Linked DNA regions of Homo sapiens: all the other regions are linked to region 3. The links are chromatin contacts, found by Hi-C or POLR2A ChIA-PET in ENCODE. All regions are on one chromosome and are shown on one strand. The core of a region is the stretch at or near the end of the contact, and the rest is flanking DNA. Distances in the headings are between cores, read along the strand shown. Region 1 overlaps KIRREL3 (kirre like nephrin family adhesion molecule 3). Region 2 overlaps ST3GAL4 (ST3 beta-galactoside alpha-2,3-sialyltransferase 4). Region 3 overlaps KIRREL3 (kirre like nephrin family adhesion molecule 3).

Evidence for each region. Hi-C counts contacts between places; a loop is a spot of excess contacts on that map. ChIA-PET counts read pairs that join two places held with the same protein, here RNA polymerase II (POLR2A). Pooled maps may share reads with other maps.
Region 1: a pooled map shows a loop between it and region 3 (8-fold over the local background). The contact joins two enhancer-like sites. A Hi-C loop is called at or near these places in 2 of 37 single-sample maps with no recorded cell type and 3 of 50 pooled maps.
Region 2: a loop to region 3 is called in a pooled map, with 3 times the contacts of the local background. The contact joins two enhancer-like sites. A Hi-C loop is called at or near these places in 5 of 37 single-sample maps with no recorded cell type and 4 of 50 pooled maps. POLR2A ChIA-PET finds 5 or more read pairs at or near these places in 1 of 52 experiments (Panc1).

Annotation. Positions count from the first base shown.
Region 1 is chr11:126,463,756-126,467,694 of GRCh38, forward strand. All of the region lies in intron 5 of KIRREL3 (kirre like nephrin family adhesion molecule 3), which reads right to left. Among named protein-coding and RNA genes, the nearest start is that of KIRREL3-AS1, 78 kb to the right of the region's middle. RefSeq lists enhancers at 1,932-1,991, 2,539-3,088, 3,089-3,636. Within about 2 kb of position 2,101, at least 7 of the 41 ENCODE cell types and tissues checked have a DNase peak (open chromatin) inside an H3K27ac peak, as active enhancers do.
Region 2 is chr11:126,414,039-126,418,127 of GRCh38, forward strand. ST3GAL4 (ST3 beta-galactoside alpha-2,3-sialyltransferase 4) reads left to right here. Exons shown (of 11, transcript NM_001254757.2): 11 at 1-600. The coding sequence ends at 9. Among named protein-coding and RNA genes, the nearest start is that of ST3GAL4, 60 kb to the left of the region's middle. RefSeq lists an enhancer at 2,456-2,750 and silencers at 2,517-2,646, 2,747-2,916. Within about 2 kb of position 2,598, at least 28 of the 41 ENCODE cell types and tissues checked have a DNase peak (open chromatin) inside an H3K27ac peak, as active enhancers do.
Region 3 is chr11:126,916,197-126,920,697 of GRCh38, forward strand. The region is part of intron 1 of KIRREL3 (kirre like nephrin family adhesion molecule 3); the gene reads right to left. All of the region lies in intron 2 of LOC105369559 (a long non-coding RNA gene), which reads right to left. Among named protein-coding and RNA genes, the nearest start is that of KIRREL3-AS2, 22 kb to the right of the region's middle. RefSeq lists an enhancer at 1,568-1,617. Within about 2 kb of position 1,400, at least 2 of the 41 ENCODE cell types and tissues checked have a DNase peak (open chromatin) inside an H3K27ac peak, as active enhancers do.

The DNA.
Region 1 (3,939 bases), core at 851-3,350, 450 kb before region 3:
AGGAGGCACAGTTTGGGGAATGGGAGTCAGAGTGGGTGGGGATATGGGCAGAATCAGTGCACATCAACCTTTCGATTATTTGCCTATATAAATCCTTTCAACTTTCCAAAGCGTTTCACTCCCTGATCTCATTAGAGTCTCAATCAAACCATAGGTGGGACAGATACCATTATCTCCCATTGGATAGGGGAGGAAATAGGTGGGCTAGACAGAGGCTATGGAGCTTGACCAAACTCACATTTCAAGTTGGTCCTGAAATAAGTACTAGTCTCCTACAGCAGGTTGAATGGTGTCCTCTCCAAATTCTTGTCTACCAGGAACCTCAGAATATGACCTTATTTGGGAATAGGGTCTTTGCAGTTTAGTTAAGCAATTAGTAATTAGTTAAGGCTCTTGAGATGAGGTCATACTGGATTCAGAGTGAGCCTTAAACCCAATGACTGGTGTCCTTGGAAGAAGAGAAGAGAGTCTGCTGGGTGTGGAGGCTCATGTCTGTAATCCCAGCACTTTGGGAGGCTGAGGTGGGAGGATTGCTTGAGCCTAGGACTTGGTGACCAGCCTGGGCAACATAGGAAGATCCTGTCACTACCAAAAAAAAAAAAAAAAAGAAAAAAATTAAAAAAAAATTAGCCAGGCATGGTGGCTTGTGCCTGTAGTCCCAGCTACTTGGGAGGCTAAGGTGAGAGGATCACTTGATCCCGGAAGGTTGAGGCTGCAGTGAGCTGAGGTTGTGCCACTGTACTCCAGCCAGGGCCACAGAGTGAGACCCTGCCTCAGAAGAAGAAGAAAAAGAAAAAGAAAAAGAAGAAGGAGAAGGATAAAGAGAAAGTGAAAGAGAAGAGGAGGAGGAGGAGAAGAGGAGGATGAGGAGAAGACAGAGAGAAACAGAGAAGGCCAGGTGAAGGTGGAGGCAGAGATTGGAGGGATGCTGCCACAAGCCAAGGAATGCCAGGAGCTGCCAGGAGCTGGAAGAGGCAAGGAAGGATTTTCCCCTGGAGCCTTTGGAGGGGCACAGCCCTGCTGACACCTTGATTCCAGACTTGTTGGCTTCTACAGCTGTGAGATAATTGATTTCTGTTGTGTCATGCACCGAATTGTGGTGCTTTGTAATGGCAGCCCTAGGAAGCAAACCCATCTTAACTGCTGGTCTCCCACCTTCCCAGGTCATTGCTTTTCTCTACTGGGCCACAATGTCATTCCGAAGCTAGTTCCCCATTGTGGCTGCTACCTCCTTCCCTCTCCTGTTCCTCTTTGCAGCTACTTCCCCATCACTTTGGGGCGCACTAAGTCAGGTGCACCCCGGGGAGGGTGTGCTGAGTGTGTGTGGGGGTGCACTTCCAGGTTGGGATTGGGGTCTGGTCAGTATGCAAAGGCTTCTGCTACTAGGAGGTACTAGGAAGGAACCTCACTATGGGTGCAGTCCTGTTTCCCCCGACTGGAGCCAGGGAGTAGATGAACAGACCACTCCTCCCTCAAAACCTCCCATAAAGTGACAATGGCAATGTCTCTAATTCTTATGAGGGCCCCGGAAGACAGCAGCATTATCTTTGATTAGCCAAAGAGAAACCTGTGTTCCAAGTGAGCCGGGAACTTGCTGGGTGGAGCTAGGATTTGCACTTAAGAATGGGTGAACCCTGAGCCACAGCCTCTGCTGCAGCCCCGGGGGTGCTGGACGGTGGGTACCGTGCTCTTGGCAGGACAGATGGGAACAGTTAGGGCCACAGGGAGAAACCTGTAAGCTCCTAGAACCCCACATTCTGGGTCCTTAATTCAGTGAGGTTTTTCTCAACTTGGGGCAAACCTCGTGGCGTCAGGAGAACAGGGCCAGAGCCTCTATATAGAACAGCACATCTTGCTGGAGGCAAAGCCGGACTGTGACATTCTAGAGAGCCACGCGGTGCAGCTGCAGGCCTGGGACTCAGGGTGCCAGCCACGGCCCTGGGCAGAGGGGCTGGAGGAGAGTGACGTGGCCAGATGCAGCAAGCCGGGGGCAGGACCACTGCAGAGGAGTGAAGTTGAACCCCAAGCCAAAGCCCGGGCAGGGAGGGAGCAGCAGCTGGCACCGCTTTACCACCCTGCCTTGGGCTCTTCAGCAGACCTCATCGAGTCTATAAATAGCCAAGTGATAATAAGAACAATTTCCTGGATGAAACTAAGACTTCGGGTAGGGCGCGCAGGGGCGGGGAGGTGGTGAGGAGCAGGTTGGTATTCTTCTTCTCTTCTTTACATTTCCGTTGTGCTAACAAGGGACATTTACATAAGCTTGACTCTGCCAGGAGCCCTTCCAACGGATGGGCTCTGGGCGGTGGGTGCCAGTGGCAGGGGAGGGAGGGGACCCAGCTCTAATTAGGCCCTCTGACTGCTCCCCCTCCTCCCTGCACCCAGCGTGCTCCTCCGCCTCGGAATGATGATTAATGACATATTTACTGGGTCCAGGCGTGTGCTTTTCTGGGAAATAAAAATTCTGGTTCAAGTTGTTTGTTCCACCTAATTAGAGAAAAAGGGAGATGTGTTCATTAAACAAAAGGAGGGTGAGGGGAAGGCACGTGCCCCAGCACCAACACCCTCTCTGTCCCCGTGGAAGGTCCCAGCACCTCCTGGGCCCCTAGCTCGCGGGGGACCCCAGGCCCCGTGCAGCGGGTATCCCAGGGAGGAAGGCTGGGTCTGCCAGCTCTGCTGCAGGACGACTGAGGGGAGGAAGGTGGGACAGAGCTGGGGGGCCCAGGGGGAAGGCTGGAGGGAGCCCTGCACCTGCAGGACAGGGCGGGATGTGGAGGGGCACGGGGGATCTGCACCCCCGGGTTTCTCTTCCCCCATTCCTTTCTGATCTCGCCTCTCTTGTTTCTTTTGCTTCACTCCTTTTCAGAAATGAATCTCCCCTAATTGTCACTTTTCTCATATGCAAATGGAGCCTCTGGACTTTGCAGCCTTGAAGGTACTGTCCAGGAGAACATTCTATCATCTGCAGGTTCTAGTCGCAGCTCCACTCCGCCCCTCCCTTCCCTGCTTCCCTTCACTGAGCTTGGCTCTGGGGACACACCATGGGCATTGAACCTCCCACCTCCTGCTTCAGAAAGCTTCATGCCTTGCAGGTGAGCTCCAGAAGGAAGTGAGTTATTCATGGTGGGCCACTCACTGTGGGAGCCACCGCCTCCAAGGCCTCCCTCCAGTGTGGTGAGCACTAACGTGCTGCCAGCCCCCGGCTCGCCCAGGTTGCCCATGTGACTGCCATGGTGGCTCCCAAGAGTCCCCGAGGACCCAGCTCCTGTGTGTGCAGATATGGGCCAGGGGCAGGCATATAGATGGCGTGTGTGCAGCATGTGTCCGGGAACGAGCGTGCCAGGGCATACACCCCCGTGGGTATGTGCGCGTACCTGTTTTTGTCTTTGGGTGTTCATGGGCCTCTGTCCACTGACTGCCGTGACTCTGCGGGGCCCCAGGTTCTCTCTGGACGCTGCCTGCTCAGGTGCCGCCTCAGGGCTGTGCACCCACCCCCACTGCCCCTCCCTAAGGGCAGGGATTTGGCACTCACTTCTCTAGTTCCCCAGCACCGGCCTGGGAGGCCGGTCTTCCCAGGTATGGTTGTACACAGTGTACCCCACCCCATGGTTTTCCTGCTTGGGTGGCAGTGGCTGGCCACTCTGCTCTTTCCAAAGCCCCCAGGGCCTCCTCTGGGCAGTGGAGAGCCAGGCTGAGCTCTCGGAAATGGGTGGGCTGGAGGGCAGACAAGGGGTGGGGGCCCAAGCACTGGTGCTAAATATGGGGTGCCCGATGACAGGCAAACCGTCTGGAAAGGCCGAGAGTAGCCTGATTGCCTGGCAGCAAGGCCGCCTCGCTTCTCCCCGCTACTCACCTTCCCCACCTGCTGGGTCCCTTTTTTTTTTTTTTTAAAAAATCATGGCTCTGCTTCCCCTTTTGATAGCTGCTTGGGGCTCCCCA
Region 2 (4,089 bases), core at 1,348-3,847, 500 kb before region 3:
TCCTTCTGACCTGGGCAAGAGCTGTAGCCTGTCGGTTGCCTACTCTGCTGTCTGGGTGACCCCCATGCGTGGCTGTGGGGGTGGCTGGTGCCAGTATGACCCACTTGGACTCACCCCCTCTTGGGGAGGGAGTTCTGGGCCTGGCCAGGTCTGAGATGAGGCCATGCCCCTGGCTGCTCTTATGGAGCCGAGATCCAGTCAGGGTGGGGGCGCTGGAGCCGTGGGAGCCCGGCCAGGGCAGGGGGCTCGTTGCTGTGGCACCCCCTCTCTGCCAGCACCAAGAGATTATTTAATGGGCTATTTAATTAAGGGGTAGGAAGGTGCTGTGGGCTGGTCCCACACATCCAGGAAAGAGGCCAGTAGAGAATTCTGCCCACTTTTTATAAAAACTTACAGCGATGGCCCCACCAAGGCCTAGACACGGCACTGGCCTCCCAGGAGGGCAGGGGCATTGGGAATGGGTGGGTGCCCTCCAGAGAGGGGCTGCTACCTCCCAGCAGGCATGGGAAGAGCACTGGTGTGGGGGTTCCACCGAGAAGGGGACCTCATCTAGAAAAGAGGTTACAAACCTACCATTAAACTATTTTTCCTAAAACGGAAGCAGTTGTGATGTCCTGTGTCCTTTCAGGTGGGGGAAGGCATGGGACAGGGTGTGGCAGTGGGCAGGCTTGTTAGACCAGAGCAGGGCATGGTCACTCAGGAAATAATGACTTATTGAGTCCAGTGTTGGGTGCCCGGTCATGCATTATCACCCTGGCATAGCAGGAGAGTGAGTGGTGCTCACAGCACCCGTCTGCAGGCACCCAGCCTGGCACCCGGCACCCTGGGTTACTGCCCAGAGGAGGGAGGGGCTGGAGGATGCCAGACGAGAGTGCCAGAGTCCTCTCCCACCTTCCTTCCTCTCTTCCCCACCATTCTTCAGTTACCCAAATCTCATGCTTGGGAGGTATGTGTTTTAAGGACAGGGGTGGGGTCAGACAAAGAAAGCCAAGTTTCCCTTCTCAGATTAAGTGGGAACCAGAAAATGGAGTTTATGGAAGGTCTTGCCAGCGGCCCAGGCTGCCAGGATGGGATGGGCAGGCCTGGAGGGCAGTGTGGAAGGGATTTGGCAAGGCCTAACAGCCAGTTGCTGGGCCAGGGGATGAAACGGCTTCTTTCCTAGGTCTTTAGCATCCTAACAATCCTGCCGTTTGCCTGTCTCTCCCGCCTTCGTTCTCCATCTTCCCAGATCCTGCTTAGCTGCCAACTGGGCTTCCTGCCACCCCACAGCTGTTCCTTTACATCTGGAGCCAGGAGGGAGAGTTGGAACTCCCCACTTGGGGAATGGAACTGGCAGCTGTATTCCTGGCTTTCTCGGAAAGAGTTGCGGCCTTGAGGTTTTGAGACAAGCCAGGCTGGGACAGGACAGATAAAGAGGGGCAGCAGTTTGGGAGGAACAGAGGAAGATGACATGGTTCTCCACAGAGCGTTGGAATGGCCTTGTGGACACCCACTTCATCCCCCAGAATGGCCCCAAGGACCCTCCCAGGGAACAGAAGGGCTGCTCTCTCAGCAGCCTGGCTGCTTTGCCAGGGGAGAGGGGGGTTCTGAGAGCGAGTAGAGCCCCAGCATCTGCAGCCCCAAGCCCACTCCCCTCCACACGGGCAAACTTTGTCTTGAAGGCTGTGTCCTGGGGAGCGAGCTTGCAGACAGCAGGGGTTGTGAGCGTGTGGGGATCTCAACTCTGCTCACCCCGATGCGTCCCCAGCTGCCGCTCATGTGGAGATGCAAGGGAGTGTCCGTTTTCCCATCCGGGGCCATTGAGAATGGCTGTCTGCATACATGATCCAGCTGGCCTGGACTGAGGCCACTGCCTGTTACTGAACGTGCCTAAACTCAAGCTAGAATCCGGCACACAGGGGTGGGTCAGACCCGTCTAAACTCCACACACGCACACATGTAGATATGGGAGCATTTTACATTCTTGGTGGGTTGTTTGTGATTCTGTGTGCGGACAGTCCTTCCTGCTCACATACTGAGAAGACTGTGAATGCGGGGTGTGTGTATACCCAAATAGACCATTGTTTGCTTGGGGGGGTGGGGATAGCTTTCTCCAGGGTGCCCAACATCCTACGCAGATTGAGGCAATACTGGCCAAGGGTCGGAGCTGAGAATGGGGCTTTGATGTGGGGCTGTTGGATGGGGTTCTTTGGTTTTCTGGGAAAGGGACTTTCAGTCTTCAATTAGCCCAACCAACGGGAATGAACTGCCTGCCAGCCTGCCTGGGACTGATTAAACCATACCCTGGAAATGAGGAGGGGAAAGAGCACAGTAGGGCACGTGCTTGAGGGCAAGTCAGGAGATCTGGGTTCTCCACCAGCCTCTGTCGCCTTTTTCTGTAAGAACGTGGGCCAGTCATTTCTCTGCAACAAAAGGGTGGGTCCAGCTAAGGAGAACCGCTTGTCTCAGAATTACCTAGGGAGACTTGGGAATAGAGATTCCTGGGTCTCACCCAGGCTGCTGGGGACAGCAGGATCATCGCACGGGCCTCTTGACTCTACGGCCTGCGTGTAAAGCCTGCGCTAAGCCCCAGTGTCCTTCAGCGGCGTCAATTAGGCGCACGCGCAGTTTCCTCTCCGGAGGGGCGGGCAGGGCAGGGGAGGGAGGAGCTACTGATGTAGCTCGCCCCGCCCTGGCGTCAGGGCCGTGCAAGCGTTGTCCGCATGGGCGCCGCGCCGACCCTCGCGGCCGTGGGAACCCGCCCGGAATCTCGCAGGGCCTGTCGCGCTTCGTCCAGGTTGACGGCCTCCTCCCCGCGCTTTTCGGGATGCTGGCCCCGGCGCCCCGCCTCAGGCGAGGCCGGCCCCTCCCTGGCAAGCGGCTCAAGGCTTGGCGACGGCTCAGGGGAGGCTGGGCGGACTAGGGGGCCGCGCCCCTCCGAACTCTCGCTGGGCCTCGGTCATGCCACCTGCTTTGGGTTCATCGCAGAGGCTGGGGTGAAACTGCCTTAGGTTGCGAGGGAGTGGAAGAGCTCTGTCCCATCGAATTTAGATCCTGGAAGTCCACAGAGGGGAAACTGAGGCCCGGAGGAGAGAAGGGACTCCCCGCTTCGTCACCTTGCTGGGCAGGATAAGAGTCAAGGTCTCTAGTGCGGGAACACTTATAAATGTTACTCTGTGTTCACATCACATGGTGTGCCTTAATTTTGGATGCCAAGGATTTTATTTACATTTTCCAAGGACACAAATGCATTCCGTTGCTTTCCTCCAGAGGCTGCCTAGCCTACGAGGAGTTTGAGCTTGGAACAGGTTTTTGTGGGAGACAGTAAGGTGCGATGCACACCAAATAGGGACAGTTGGACCGTGAGTTCAACTCCCTGCTCTGTCGTTTAGCCGAGTAAACCTCTGCTTCTCCATCTGCAAAGCAGTGATCATGCATGTCTCTCTCACAATGAGGTTTTAAAGACCTAATGGGAAAATGATCATAAAAACATTTTGTAGAGTGTAAAGTATGATATCAATATTAATTGGAAAGCTGCCTTGCATCGTGGAAAATGCCAGAGGGTATGAAACAGGTTAGGTACATTTGTAGGGCCAAATACTTGGCCAGGTAGTGAGTAACATGGCTGGTTACAGAAAAGTCTTTGTCTTCAAATCACCCACAAGGTAGGTAGGGGAAGGTAAGACATCAGTGAAATGACTGCAACACAGGCTTTGCATAATCAAACGATGAATAGTGTTTAAACTGCTTTATATTGGTGGTTTTCTTTTTCTTTCTTTCTTTTTTTTTTTTTTTTGAGACAGAGTTTCACTCTTGTCACCCAGGCAAGAGTACAATGGCAGGATCTCAGTTCACTGCAACCTCCGACCCCCGGGTTCAATGGATTCTCCTGCCTCAGCCTCCCGAGTAGCTGGGATTACAGGCGCCTGCCACCACGCCCAGCTAATTTTTGTATTTTTAGTAGAGATGGGGTTTCATCATGTTGACCAGGCTGGTCTCAAACTCCTGACCTCAGGTGATCCACCTGCCTCGGCCTCCCAAAGTGTTGGGATTACGGGCGTGAGCCACCGCGCTCGGCTATTAGCGGTTTTCAAGTTGAAGTCGGACACC
Region 3 (4,501 bases), core at 150-2,649:
GATCTTATGGCTGGTCAGTGGTAAAACTGGAGTAGGTTTCAGATCACCTGAGTCTCAGAATGTGCTGTTTTCATATAGACCAGTGCTTCTGAAGGTTGAGTTAGGCATATATCAGAGTCACCCAAAGGATTTATTAAAACACAAATTGCTGAGCCCCATCCTCAAAGTGTCACTTCTGTAGGCCAAGGGTGGGCCGCCAGAATCTGCATTTTTAACACGTACCCAGGTGATGTCAGTACTGCCGGCCCTGGGACCACACTGTGAGGACAACTCAGAAAGGCCATAGTTTACGAACTGCAAAATGAAGGAATATGAGGGAGAGAGAAAGACACTTCTTAACATCCTCCGAGACTATGTTTAGGGTATCAAACTCAACTGATCGGTACAGAAAGCCAGGCTGTGTGATTTAACTGCAGAAGTCTTTGCTATCCCTTAAAAAGCAAACAAACAAAAAACCTGCTAATGTAGATCACGGGACAGGAAGTTCCAACCTGGGGATATTCTAACTTAGAATGAAGGTTAGCTGGAGTCTTTCTAAGTATGAATTTAGGTTTCGAAAAGAGATTTTGGAGCTGGATAAAGCATTAGTTACATGGTCCAAACTTCTCACATATGCACCTGCAGAAAGAAAGGGGTTAGAAGGGTGATGTGCCTAGTCCAGTGTCCCAGACTCTCTTCATGCCTGATTCTTCAGCTGTAAGGCATAATCAAAAGGGGACAGGATGTCCCCCAGCTTGGTTCTCCTACGACTGTTTCTGCGGGGACAGTTGGTCACCCTATACATGTAAATTCTTTTAACTTGTACACCAATGTTCATTGCAGCAGTATTCATAATAACCAAAAAGTAGAAGTCACCCACGTGTCTAACAGATGAATGCAAACACAAAATATGATATAGTCACACAATGGAATATCATTCAGCCATAAAAAGGAATAACATTCTGATACACAGTATGTTAAAGATTCACCTTGAAAATATTATGCTAAATCAAATGAACCAGACACAGAAGGATATATATTGTACGATTCCACTTATATGAAGTATTCAGAATAGGCAAATTCATAAAAATAAAAAATAGATTAAAGGTTATCAGGACTGAGACGGAAGGAAGTGGGAGTTATTGCTTAATGGGTACAGAATTTCTGTTTACAGTGATGAAAAAGTTCTGGAAATAAATAGTGGTGATGGTTGCACAACATTGTCAATATAGTTAATGCCACTAAACCGTATACTTAAAAGTGGTTAAAATGTCAAATTTCATGTTGTATATATTTTACCACAATAAAAAAATTAAAAAAAAACAAGGAAAAACCTGCAAACAACAAAAATCTTTCCAAACCACGTAGCACCTCCACACCTATCCTGCCTCTCTTAGAGCACTGCTCAGTTGTAGGCTGTGTGGGGAGTGAGTAATGATCACCTGGTGCAATCTGGTTTCTAGTATGAGTTGCTTCCACTCATACTAGAAACCATATATGTATACCACATACTAGAAACCATATACTAGAAACCACTCACACTAGAAACCAATAGTGAGGTGGTTGCCACTATTTCCATTGGCAACCAATACTTTTCTGCCACTCCACTCATTGTCTAACCTTAGGCATGGACTTTAGAATTGAGGTGGCGTTTCTGAAGAACGAGATGGTAAAAACAGTGGCATTTCTGTTCCCTCCTCCACCCCAGTTGCACGCTTTGGTAATTGTTGAACTCGATTTCACTTGGTGTGTGATGACACATCTTACAGTGATGGAGCAGAATTTAGATGCTGTGACTCATCTCTCCAAGCTGGGTTTCCATAAGACTCCACACTGATCTCTGGCATGTTTACTGCTGCCTGGGAAACTGGTTTTGTGCATTCTCAGAAATACGAGATTGGCCCATAATGATATGCATGCCTCTCAGAGGGAAGACAGAGACTCACGGTATGGCAGTTGAAGGACACACGACTTGAGGGAGATGGATGTTACTGAGGCAAAAGAAATGTTCATTGCCTACTCGCTCATCATGGTGCTTCCCTCCCATGTGTGTGTCCATTTGGGCCTCAGCAACATCCCCAGATGCTGGGCAGATCCAGTGAATTGCAAGTAAGCAAATAAACATGATTTAATAGTAGATGAGAAGACTTTGCCACACCATGGTACCTCCCCCTGCATTTATTTTGGCAATTTGGTGCCGAATATTTACGACAGTGCTTTAGACCATCCAGGTAGTTTTAGCGTAAGGAGTGAAGTCTTTGTAAACTAAGCTGCTTGTTCCTCTGACAGGGTGATAAGCAAGCTTGTGGTGGAGGGCAGTTACCGGATTTTAATTAACTAGCTGAATTATTACGTTTTTGCATAAACATTCTTCACCATCATCCACTCATGACATAGGTTAGGTACATTTACACAGAGAACTAAAATGATACATTCTCTGCCTCCTAGGAGTTTATAATCTAAGAAAGGGATTGCAAATACATAGAAAGGCTATTCCATTCTTCATCTCTGTGACATGGCAGACATTACTAATCAAGGATAGTTCCCCTTTTCAAAATCTTTTCCTGCATTGGATGCCAGGCAGCCATTGTAATCAATTGCAGGGTGTGCAAGGCCTTCCTGATGTCTGCATGTTATAAAGAATGGGGAGCTAGCTGCCAAGACATTCCTATGACACCAGATGGGGAATGTATTGTTACATGTATTTTAACAATGTAACAATATTGCATAGACCCAAGGAAATATGATTTTATAACGTCATATGTTATAACATCATATGTTATAAGATATGTATTGTTACATCATATTATATTATTATTTGTATTATATATATGTATATATGTATTATTATGTGTATTAATACTATATTATATATAATATGATGTATTGCTACAGACCCAAGGAGATATGATTTTTTAACATCAACTTAGGTTTTCATACCTTTCAAGTGATAAATACATGCATAATTTGTAGAATTAAGGCATAGTGCTTTTGTGGGTTTCGATAAGCCTGACTTCTCAGTGTGGATGCTCCCATGTTGTGGATGAGATTGAGCGCTGTGGTAGGTGCAGCCATCACTAATGTCTTTGCCCCTAAGACAGGAGCAAGCTGGGCCCCTTGGTTAAACACTGATTACAGCCACATACTCTCCTCACTTCCTCCTTTCTGTAGTTCCAGTTGAGTAATTAAAATCACTTCTGTTAAAGTAGCATGGTTGGCTCAACAAGCCAAGGGCAAGTTTACGGATCTGGAGGATGGAAACTACTTTAAACCTTGGTAGTTCTGGCTGCAGTGAGGAATAACAATTAGAATAATTGATAACCAGGTCCTTGATGTCCAGTCACCACCCAAGGCCTGCAACACATCAGAGACAAGCCTGATTCTCTGGCTGGAGTAGATAACAGAGCTGGGGTTGGGCTATTCTGGTTGCTTAAGCTGCAGTGGCCAAGGACATGCTTCACTTTGGTGACACCAGTTGTGCAGAAGCTCTTGAACTCACACAGTTGAGGTCTTTGTGGTCTGGGAGAGAAACCCTTTCCCTGATATGTGCACAGTAAGCATGGGGCTAAATAGGTGTGCATGACTTTCAGATTACATGCAAAGAAGTTTTAGAGGTTAAGAGTTCCAAAGAGGACAGACAGGATTTGCTGGAGCAGGCCTGGGGTAATACAGAATATTCCAGTAACAATAGTGTAACTGCACTACTACAGTATTAAGAGTAACAATATTGTTACTAAACAATAGGAGGATACTACTAAGCAGTAACAATGCTACTGCTAATTGTGTGCCATTTATTGAACAATGACTACATACCTGATATGATGCTAAATGTGTTTATAATGATAGCATTTAATTTTATCATTTAACTATATCATGTAATCTTCATATCAACCCCATGACGTACTTGTCACTTGTCATTCTTCTTATTGTACAGATGAAAGTTTTCAAAGATGAAGTAATTTTCCCAAAGTCAAACAGACAGGGAGTGGCTTGGTTAAGAATCTGCCCCCAAAACTCATGCTGCTCACTTCCATATATTATTGCTCTTGCACAATCTGATATGCTCTCCCATGGCTGACTCCATAAATGCCTCTTTTGTCTATATCACCATAAGATGCATCTTTAGATCCCAAGAAATCTATCGATTAGACAAAGATAAATGCTCAGCACCATAATCATGCTATCAAATCATTGAACCGATGAACGAAAGGTGGAGTTAAATCTCCCTCAATGTGAAGATCCCCACTGCACTGTGGAATTTAGTCCATTTGATCTGGATTTGGGATTCCAGTTAAAGAAATCTTCATGTGAAGAGATACTACTGCTGCTCACTGTTTCTTGCCAGGTGGTGTCAGTGCTCTGTTTGCCTAAAGGATAAATTCAGACATTTGATTTTCTGCCCATAGCATCCTATTTTTCCTGATCTTACTTGGCTATTCCTCAGGATATGTTTTAAGACAGATATGTTCTTTGATCTCATTTTAAACTTCCTCTTTGGTCTCTCTACTTTCTCCCTGTCTTA